Linked DNA regions of Homo sapiens: region 2 is linked to region 1. A link is an interaction called in ENCODE POLR2A ChIA-PET data of the cell type or tissue named here. Cell type or tissue: endothelial cell of umbilical vein. All regions are shown on one strand.

Region 1 (5,000 bases):
CTGCTACTCAGGAATTTCCACTACCCAGCATAGGCTGTAACTTATTACACTATAAAAACCATATCCTTAAAATTCTACTACCATGCCTAGCATATTACACTAAAAGCAAGTATTAAAATACTTATTGGCCAGGCGCGGTGGCTCACACCTGTAATCCCAGCACTTTGGGAGGCTGAGACGGGCAGATCACCTGAGGTCAGGAATTTGAGACCAGCCTGGCCAACATGGTAAAACCCCATCTCTACTAAAGACACAAAAAATTAGCCAGGCATGGTGGTGGGTGCCTGTAATCCCAGCTACTTGGGAGGCTGAGGCAGGAGAATTGCTTGAACCCGGGAGGCAGGGGTTGCAGTAAGCCGAGATCGTGCCATTGCACTCCAGCCTGGGCGACAACAGCAAAACTACATCTTAAAGAAAAAAAAAAAAAAAAACTTATTAACTGAGTTAATCTGATAAATACAGCTGAAATGTCTTCAAATTCATATTTATATTTTAGTTTTTACCAAAGATATATTTTAACTCTCTGGGAAAACTAAAACCAAATACAAAAACTCTGCTACCCAGACTTTAATTTTCTAAGAAGAATATAAAAGATTAAAAACTGACCGATGATTTTTTTCAGTCTTTTTTTTTCTGCTTAGTAAAGTATATGCTCAGTGTACAGAAATGGAAACATAACAGAGCTAAGTAGTAGAAAATAATATGTTTGAAGAATAAAAAAATAAACTAAAGACAGGGCATGGTGGTACATGCCTGTAGTCCCAGCTACTCAGGAGGCTAAGGCAGGAGGATAGCTGGACCTCAGAAGTTTGAGCTCCCTGCCTCAAAAAAAAAAAAAAAAAAAGACAATAATCTGATTTATGTTTGTCTGGATTTCTTTTTCTATGCATAATACATTTTGCGCCTCCCTTCCTGTCTCTATACAGATCTAACTTTTTTTTTTGGAGATGGAATTTTGCTTTTGTTGTCCAGACTGGAGTGCAATGGCGTGATCTCGGCTCAGTGCAACTTCTGCCTCCTGGGTTCAAGCGATTCTCCTGCCTCAGCCTCCTGAGTAGCTGGGATTACAGGCGTGCACCACCACACCTGGCTAATTTTGTATTTTTAGTAGAGATGGGGTTTCACCATGTTGGTCAGGCTGATCTCAAACTACTGACCTCAGGTGATCTATCTGCCTTGGCCTCCCAAAGTGCTGGGATTACAGGCATGCGTTGCCCGGCCAATCTAACATTTTTAATTGTTGTATGATATCATATTTAAAGCTGAGTTATTTCATAATATAGTAAATACAGTCATGGTAAAATCACACTGTCATCTTTAAAAGGTAAAAAAATGGTATTATTAAGCAAAACTTGTAAAAACAGTTACGTAAACTAGCTTAAAAATTTGAAGAAATGATGCTTCTAAAACTTTACTTTTTTTTTTTTTTTTGAGACAGGGACTCACTCTGTCACTCAGGCTGGAGTGCAGTGGTATGATCATAGCTCACTGCAGCCTCGACCTCCTGGGCTCAAGCAATCCTCCTGCCTCAACCTCCTTAGTAGCTGGGACTGTAGGTGCAACTACCACATTTGGCTAGCTTTTTAATTTTTTTTGTAGAGATAGGGTTTCACTGTGTTGCCCAGGCTGGTTTCTAACTCCTGGGCTCAAGTGATCCTCTCACCTTGGCCTCTTGAAGTGCTGGGATTACAGGTGTGAGCCACTGTGCCCAATCTACTTTCTTTAACTTAGATAGACTTTTAAAGCAATGCAGTTCCAAACTACAGATATGTCTGTTTCCCAGTGTTTACTGATTGTCTATATAAGCTAGGAAGAGTGTTGGACATTAAATGATAAGTAAGACAAGTGCCCTGCTTTTGTTCAGAGGGAACTATGGGAGAAACATACAAACAGACCAATTAAAAAAAAAGATATGATTGAGATACTGAAGGAACAGAGAAGAGAAAGCCGTTATCTCTTCTTGGGAAAACTAGAAAAAACTCCTTATAAAGGAGACAACAGATGAGCAGGGTCTTAAAGAATGAGTAGAAATTTGCCAGGTAGAGAAGACAATGGCGGTGAGGTATGATGAGGCATGACCAATCCAGGGAACAGTGACAATGAACATAATGAGCAAAGCAGAACTGGCAAAGAGTAAGGCTGGAGACAGATACTGGCCCAGAATATGAAGGGCTTTTATAGGTGTAATACTAAAAGGTTGGTCCTTATCCTGTAGGCAATCGGGAACAAGCAGAGGTCTTTTAAGACTTGCTATTTAGGTAGATAACTCTGGCAATAGCTGGAATGGAGAAGGGCTGATGGCAGAAAGATGAGTGAGGAATCTGTTTTAATAGTCCACACAAGACACGGTAAAGTATTTGAGATTCTTTCTATGTCTATCTCTATGTGTTTAGAAATGCGTAGAAAATGTGGGCCAATATATATACCAAACAGTAACAGGTGGTTACTTCAGAGAAGTAGAATTGGGAGGGAGAGAACAGGAGATTTCTACTTTGTAAAAGTCTGAAGAGTCTGAATTTTTAAAAAGTACCTATTACTTTTGTTATAATAATAATAATAATAATAATATATTTTTTAAAGTACAGGTAATGAAGGCAAACAAGAGTCAGTGACAGTGGGGATGAGATAGATGGCTAGATCTGAAAAACATTTCAAAGGTTATAATATGAGTTGGCAATTTGGAAATGGCAGAGGTAAGGGTTAATGAGAGGATAATGAAGCCATAAATCAAAATATAGAAATAAATGAGAGGCAGTTTGGCAGTTTGAAGAAAGGACTTAACAAATTTTAAAAATTCTGTTTGAGACACATTAAAGTGTTTGAGGTACTTAACATGTGATTTCCACAACCAGATGGAAATGCTAAGTCTACAGACAAAGAAAGAAGCCAGAGATAAAAGACACAGATTTGGAAATTATCAACAAATAAAACATAGCTGAGGACACAAACCAAAGCTAGGACCTAATATGTGCTATCAGACCTTCCATATTACCTCTGACTCAGCCTATTGTGTCTGTAATGAGAAACTGCTTGGGACAATTTTAACTAGCATTCAACTATGAACAATACATTCAAATGAGTAAAACAAGAGAATTTAGCCTGTTGCTTTTCACTAAAAATATAATTATTAAGGCTCCTTTGGAAGCTATGGTTAAAAAGACATAATGATGTATGGTCTAGTGGTTTCTTTTACAACTCTAAAGCCCTATGTATGCTTACACTCAAATTTACTTTAATTTTGAACTGCTTTGATCTTTATAATTTATCTTTAGATTACTTTTTTCTATTACTTTGTAAATCTTACAACAGCTTTTGACCAAAAGCAATATAATTCTGACCTGAAGTAATGATAATGCTTTATAATCTTCCTCTTAAAAGCAGAGGTTAAAGAAAAATCTCTCTGAAGGCATCTGAAATTAAGGTACTTTGCTCTTGATCAGTCATGCACACAAAGAACCAACTTATCTCTGCAATTAGTTTTCTCAGTGCACATTCTATGAGATTGGACAGGCAGGGCGAATGCAGAGTCCACATTGGTATGTATTGGGGGAGACTAAAGACAGTTCCCAGATAGAAAATAAACAGAACTGCTATGTGAATAAACTGAAAGAAAACATAATACTACCTAACAATTTCAGGAGCCAAATAAAGTGACTTATACTGAAGGGAAAAGGAAAGGAGGCTGGAGAGGGCATTGCTACAAGAAAACTCCTTTCCACATCATCCTACAGAGCCACACCTCAAGATATAAGCATTTCATATCTCAACTCTTCTACTTAGGCCACAGTACAACATAAGGGAAAGGCAAAGGTTTCATTGTGCTCTAAGTTTGGGTCACAGACTTCAACACTTCTCCTTTGCTCTCTTTACCCCTGCTATGCCACTCGGAATGTCAACTGAGCACCTGTTTCCCTTTTATCTTTTATATATGCCGGTGCTATGATATAAGTAGTTTAGCCAGTGAAATGCAAGTCTGCTGCTAAAGAGCTACTATCAGCTGGGAGCAGTGGCTCAGCACTTTGGGAGGCCAAGGCAGGTGGCTCACCTGAGGTCAGGAGTTCAAGACCAGCCTGGCCAACATGGTGAAACCCTGCCTCTACTAAAAATACAAAAATTGCCCAGGTGTGGTGGCGGGTGCCTATAATCCCAGCTACTTGGGAGGCTGAGGCAGGAGAATTGCTTGAACCCAGGAGGCGGAGGTTGCAGTGAGCCGAGACTGTGCCATTGCACTCCAGCCTGGGCAACAAGAGCAAAACTGCATCTCAAAAAAAAAAAAAAAAAAAAAAGAGCTACTATCTTCTAGGGTGGATAAGACTTGTAACATTCTACGGGCTTCCATTTCTGATCAACCAGAACAGATTTTACTTTCTATGTATCAATTTATTTTTAAAACTTCCTCTGCACTTAAAAGTCTCCAGGTATAGTCTACTTTCTTGGCAGCATAACACTAAAAGCAGTTTTATTGTAAAATAAGAAATAGTAATTTTTATTTATTATTATTATTATTTGAGATGGAGCTTTGCTCTTGTTGCCCAGGCTGGAGTGCAATGGCGCGATCTCGGCTCACTGCAACCTCTGCCGTCCAGGTTCAAGCGATTCTCCTGCCTCAGCCTCCCAAGTAGCTGGGATTACAGGCGCCCACCACCATGTTCGGCTAATTTTTTTTTTTTTTTTTTTTTTTTTTTTTTGTATTTTCAGTAGAGACAGGGTTTCACCATGTCGGCCAGGCTGGTCTCAAACGCCTAACCTCAGATGATCCAACCCATCTCGGCCTCCCAAAGTGCTGGGATTGCAGGCGTGAGCCACCACGCCCAGCCAAAATAGTAACTTTTAAATGCTACAGATAGCGAATTTCTAAATATGTACTCCAGTTATAAGGATTTACTAAACACACTTTTGTTATTGTTTTGTTTCTTACTGCTCTACTTTACTCTTGCCCTAAGGGCTTCTTCTGTAAGACACAAACTGTTTTCAGGGTATTGTAACTAATTCAAATTAGT
Region 2 (5,000 bases), 140 kb before region 1:
AGGCTGTAAGTTGACCTCACCTATAGAGTTAGAATTGTAAAAGAGCTACATTCCTATTCCAAAATTTCTGCAAAGTGCCAGATTGCAGCTATACTCTTCTAGAGCCCCCCATAATTACGTTCTTTTTCTTCCCAGAATCCTCCTCACTCACTCTCTATTGCAGCCAAGACATGTTTGGCATAGAACCAGGGAAAGCCAATAGAAAATAATGTAACACATTATTCAGTGTCTTGTATATTTCAAATCTAATTGTTATGGAGGGGACCTATACTATATTTGGTCCTAATTAAATTTTATTTAAAGTGGTTTTCTGTTTTAGAAGGAATCATGTCAGAAAAAAAAAAACTTCTTTATGAACGTCTTTCCCTTTTATTACTTTAATTTCATGAATAAGAACACCAAAGGAATACCCTCTACAATGAAAGCAAATTACATTGCTCATGAACTGTCTGGGGGAAGCAGAGAGTGGAACCACATAGTTCAGCAGGAAAGCCTCAGTTCATTAATTCCAAGCAAATCTAGTAAATGGCTTCCTACCATAGGCTGTGATTGCTTCAGAGGAGAATAAAGGAAGGTTAATCAATGGCCATTTTAAAAAATCTGAAAAATAGATTTGACTGCTAATAAAATTTAGATTAAATAGTTTATTTCTGAATATTCCACATCGGGTATATTACATCTGCACATCTTAGATCTGATGCAAAGCCACACTAAATGGCTTCTGTGACTAAATAGAATCCACCTTGCATTTATTGGTATTGCTTTATTTTAAAGCATTCTTTAAATCATCTATACAATGATAAATGGTGAAATATTACAGCTTTCATGTGCGATTAACTTAAGGAGTCTTGAATTCGTTTCCATTGATGCCTCAATCATAAAATAGGGATATCCTCTTTTAAAACCGAGGATAGAACTTTGTTGTGTTTGGCCAAATGCTGTTGCAAAATCCCCCAAGCAAGAAGATTTACAGGCAAAAATGTTGTAGACATGACAAAGTTAGAAGTATATTTAGAGTATGAGATTATGTAATACATCATTCTATAGGTTTAACTGTTGTGAGTTTTTTCAGCCACAAAGGGTTAAAATGAAAAAATCGAAATGTTATGTCTTTGTTGAAACAAATAATTTACTTTCACTGAAAATATTATTGAAAAAATAATCATAAGGATCTAATGACAGTGCCAAAATATAGAAAACAAAAGTTACCATGGAAGGTGCTGTGGCTTAAGAACATCACAGCTATGATCATATAGTGGTTAGTACTCTGTGTTGTGCCTGCAGCAACCTCAGTTGTATCCAAGTTGTGGCACCAAAAATTAAAAAAAAAATAACAATGCAAGTTCACTATAAGTCCATAGCCTAACATCTGCCTTTGGTCACGGCCTTGTACTTATTATGGAAGCAGATTATTATAAAGACTGGTCTGAAATGAAAAACGTAAAATTGAACTTAGCAATCACCATACATACTAATAAGCCTGTGAAGAGAGTTTGCATTTTTTAAAAAAATCAGATATTAGCTTGCTTGATAACAGATCTTTGAAAGTCTTAAACGGACTCAAGTTGAAACATTCTCTGGCACCCATAAGCCTGGACCTAACAGTTCTTTGGCCAAAAATGATCCCATTTTAATAGATGGTTTTTAGGAAGAGCTTTTAAGATTGGGATGGGTGGTTTCGATCATTGATAAAGATCACATGAACACATGAACATAAGCTATAACTGACAGAAGTCCAATTTCTGTCTAGTTCCCAACTGGGATATTAGGGTGGGAGCAGAACTTTATTTAGGTTACTGAGTTATAAGGTTTTTATATTTACAGTATTCATAACCTTTATTATAAAACGTTAATGAATTAATCAGTGACCATTTGTGGCCACATTTTAATATGTTTTTTAGAGTTGGAGTGGCTTTTTTTTTTTTTTTGAGATGAAGTCTCGCTCTGTTGCCCAGGCTGGAGTGCAATAGCATGGTTTCAGCTCACTGCAGCCTCCGCCTCCTGAGTTCAAGTGATTCTCCTGTCTCAGCCTCCGAGTAGCTGGGATTACAGGCGTGCGCCACCACACCCAGCTAATTTTTTAATACTTTTATAGAGATGGGGTTTTACCGTATTGGCCAGGCTGGTCTTGAACTCCTGACTCCTGATCTACCCACCTCAGCCTCCCAAAGTGCTGGGATTACATGCGTGAGCCACCACACCCAGCCTGGAGTGGCTATTTTTATTCCTATGCTCTGTTTCTTTTTCTGGAGACAGAGTCTTACTCTGTCGCCTAGGCTAGAGTGCAGTGGCTGGAGTGAGCAGCTCACTGCAGCCTCAACCTGCTGGACTTCAGTAATTCTCCCACCTCAGCCTCCTGAGTAACTGGGACTACAGGGGCATGCCACTATACCTGGCTAAGTTTTGTATTTTTTGTAGAGACAGGGTTTTGCCATGTTACCCAGGCTGGTTTCGAACTCCTGCTCAAGCAGTTCTGCTGTCCCAGCCTCCCAAAGTGCTGGGATTACAGGCATGAGCCACCGTGCCAGCCTATTCCTGCTCTCTCTGAGTAAAGTTTATACATGGATTCCTGATTTTTCAAAAAAGAAACATAAAGATAATTACTAGGCACTCTTCAAAACCATCAACCAGAACATTCAATTAAGTGTAGCTGTTAGGAATGTGAGCTTTCAAGTGAGACAGACTTTAGGGTTTGAGCTCTGCCACTCAATTGTAGTGTGATCTTAGACCAATTATTTTACCTTGTAAGTTTTATTGGTAAAATGTTATGGTTATTACGAGGACCAAATGAGATAGCAAATGCTAATTGAAGTGCTCAGTGCTCATTTACTGTTGGTTATTATTATTAGAACAGAGGTTCAAAGTCCATCCATCCATTTAGGAACAAAGATACATTCCATAAAGCAAGAAATACTAATAAGGCCAGGCACTGTGGCTTATGCCTATTAATCCCAGCACTTTGGGAGGCCGAGGCAGGAGGCATTATGTTGCCAAGGCTAGACTCGGACTCCTAGCCTGAAGTGCTAAGAGTTTGAGTCTAGCCTTTGCAACATAATGAGACCCCCATTTCTTTTCTTTTTTTTTTTTTTTTTTGAGACGGAGTTGCCCAGGCTGGAGTGCAGTGGCACAATCTCAGCTCACTGCAACCTCTGCCTCCTGGGTTCAAGCGATTCTCCTGCCTCAGCCTCCCAAGTAGCTGGGACTGCAGGTGTGCGCCACCACGCCCGGCTAGTTTTTTTGTATTTTTAGTAGAGATGGGGTTTCACCATGTTGGCCAGGCTGGTCTTGAACTCCTGACCTCGTAATCCACCTGCCTCGGCCTCCCAAAGTGCTGGGATTACAGGCATGAGCCACTGTGCCCGGCAAGACCCCCATTTCTACAAAAAAAAAAAAAAAGGAGAAGAAGAAAGAAATACTGATAATAGGAAAATGACAGTTCTTCTCAATTAAATCTTTGTTGTTATTAGTGGCACTTGGACATTATCTTGTTTTTCTTATGGGAATTGACAGTTTTGAGGTGACCCATTCCCATCCACACACCCAAAAGCATGTATTTTGAGACAGCAAAGGTTAAGGGTGTACTCTGGTGCATGGAACAGATGTTTTAATTCCTTCTCTTTATAATGAAAACAGGAAATACAGGGATAATGCAGAAGCCTTCGTAGCAGATTTTTTTTCATTGATTTGTTTATTATTCCATTGTTTGATGCAGCTTATTTTGTTTTTTTAAAACAGCTTTATTGAAGTATAATTGGCATGATAAACTGTATTATTTGATATGTGCATACTGATGTTTTGATATGTGTTTCCCCAAGAAACCATTATCACAATCAAGATAACAAACATATCCATTGCTCCCCAAAATTTTTATGCCCCTTAGTGACCTCTCCTGCTCAACTTTCCCCACTACTCTCTGCCCCTTACCCCAAACCACTGATCTGCTTTCTGTCATCAGAAATTATTTACATTTTCTGAAATTTTATATAAGTGGAATCATATGGAATATACTCTATTTTTTCCTGGCTTCTTTCACTCAGCATAATTACTTTGAGATTTATTCATGTCGTTGTGTATATTGATAGCTCATTTCTTCTTTGTTACTTAATAGTGTTGGCATTATATGTATATACCACGGTTTTGTTTTATCCACTTATCTGTTGATAAACATTTGTATTGTTTCTAATTTGGGACTTTATAATTAAAGTTGCTGTGAACATTCATGTACAAGGCTTTGTGTGGATATATGCTTTTATTTCTTTTGAATAAAAGCTAGAAATTGAATGGCTATATCATATGATAGATGTGTATTTAATTTTTAAGAATCTGCCCAAGTGTTTTGCAAAGCGATTGTACCATTTTACATTCCACAGATATATCCAGTTGCTGCACATCCTCACCAAACTTGGTATAGCCAATCTTTTTCATTTTAGCCATCCTTATAGGTGTGTAATATCTCATTATAGTTAAAATTTGCATATTATTGTTGGCTGATGTTAAGTATCATTTCATGTGCTTATTTGCTAATTTGCTCTCTGTATTATGTTTTTTTGTTTGTTTTTGTATTTTTTTATTTTAGAGATGGGATCTCACTTTGTTGCCCAAGCTGGAGTACAGTGGTGTAATCATGGCTCACTGCAGCCTCAACCTCTTGGGCTCCAGCAATCCTCCAGCCTCAGCCTCCCCAGTAGCTGGAACTACAGGCACACACCACCATGCCTGGCTAATTTTTAAAATTTTTAGTAGAAATGAGGTCTCACCATGTTGCTCAGGCTGGTCTCAAACTCCTCACCCTAAACGATCTTCCCGCCTTGGCTTCCCAAAGTGTTGGGATTGTAGGCATAGTCACCAACCTGGCCTGTGTTGTTTTCTTTGGTGCATGCAGTATCTGTTAAAATCTTTTGCCCATTTTTTTTAAGTTATTTGTTTTCTCATTATTTAGTTTTGAGAGTTTCTTATATATCTGGATGCAAGTCCTTTATCAAATATATGCCTTGCAAATA

The links. ChIA-PET counts read pairs that join two places held together with the same protein. Peaks named below come from ENCODE experiments on the same cell type or tissue, not always from the same donor. Only the 100,000 strongest peaks of a DNase experiment are listed, where the experiment ranks them.
Region 2: POLR2A ChIA-PET joins it to region 1 with 5 read pairs; 3 of 35 experiments call an interaction of 5 or more read pairs at or near these places.

The regions. Positions count from the first base shown.
Region 1 is chr1:112,560,554-112,565,553 of GRCh38, forward strand. All of the region lies in intron 11 of ST7L (suppression of tumorigenicity 7 like), which reads right to left. Among named protein-coding and RNA genes, the nearest start is that of WNT2B, 54 kb to the left of the region's middle. RefSeq lists a silencer at 2,880-3,080. In endothelial cell of umbilical vein, no CTCF peak of the experiment used is centred here; a DNase peak (open chromatin) is centred at 2,998; H3K27ac peaks cover 310 bases.
Region 2 is chr1:112,418,236-112,423,235 of GRCh38, forward strand. All of the region lies in intron 3 of CTTNBP2NL (CTTNBP2 N-terminal like), which reads left to right. Among named protein-coding and RNA genes, the nearest start is that of CTTNBP2NL, 25 kb to the left of the region's middle. In endothelial cell of umbilical vein, no CTCF peak of the experiment used is centred here; no DNase peak of the experiment used is centred here.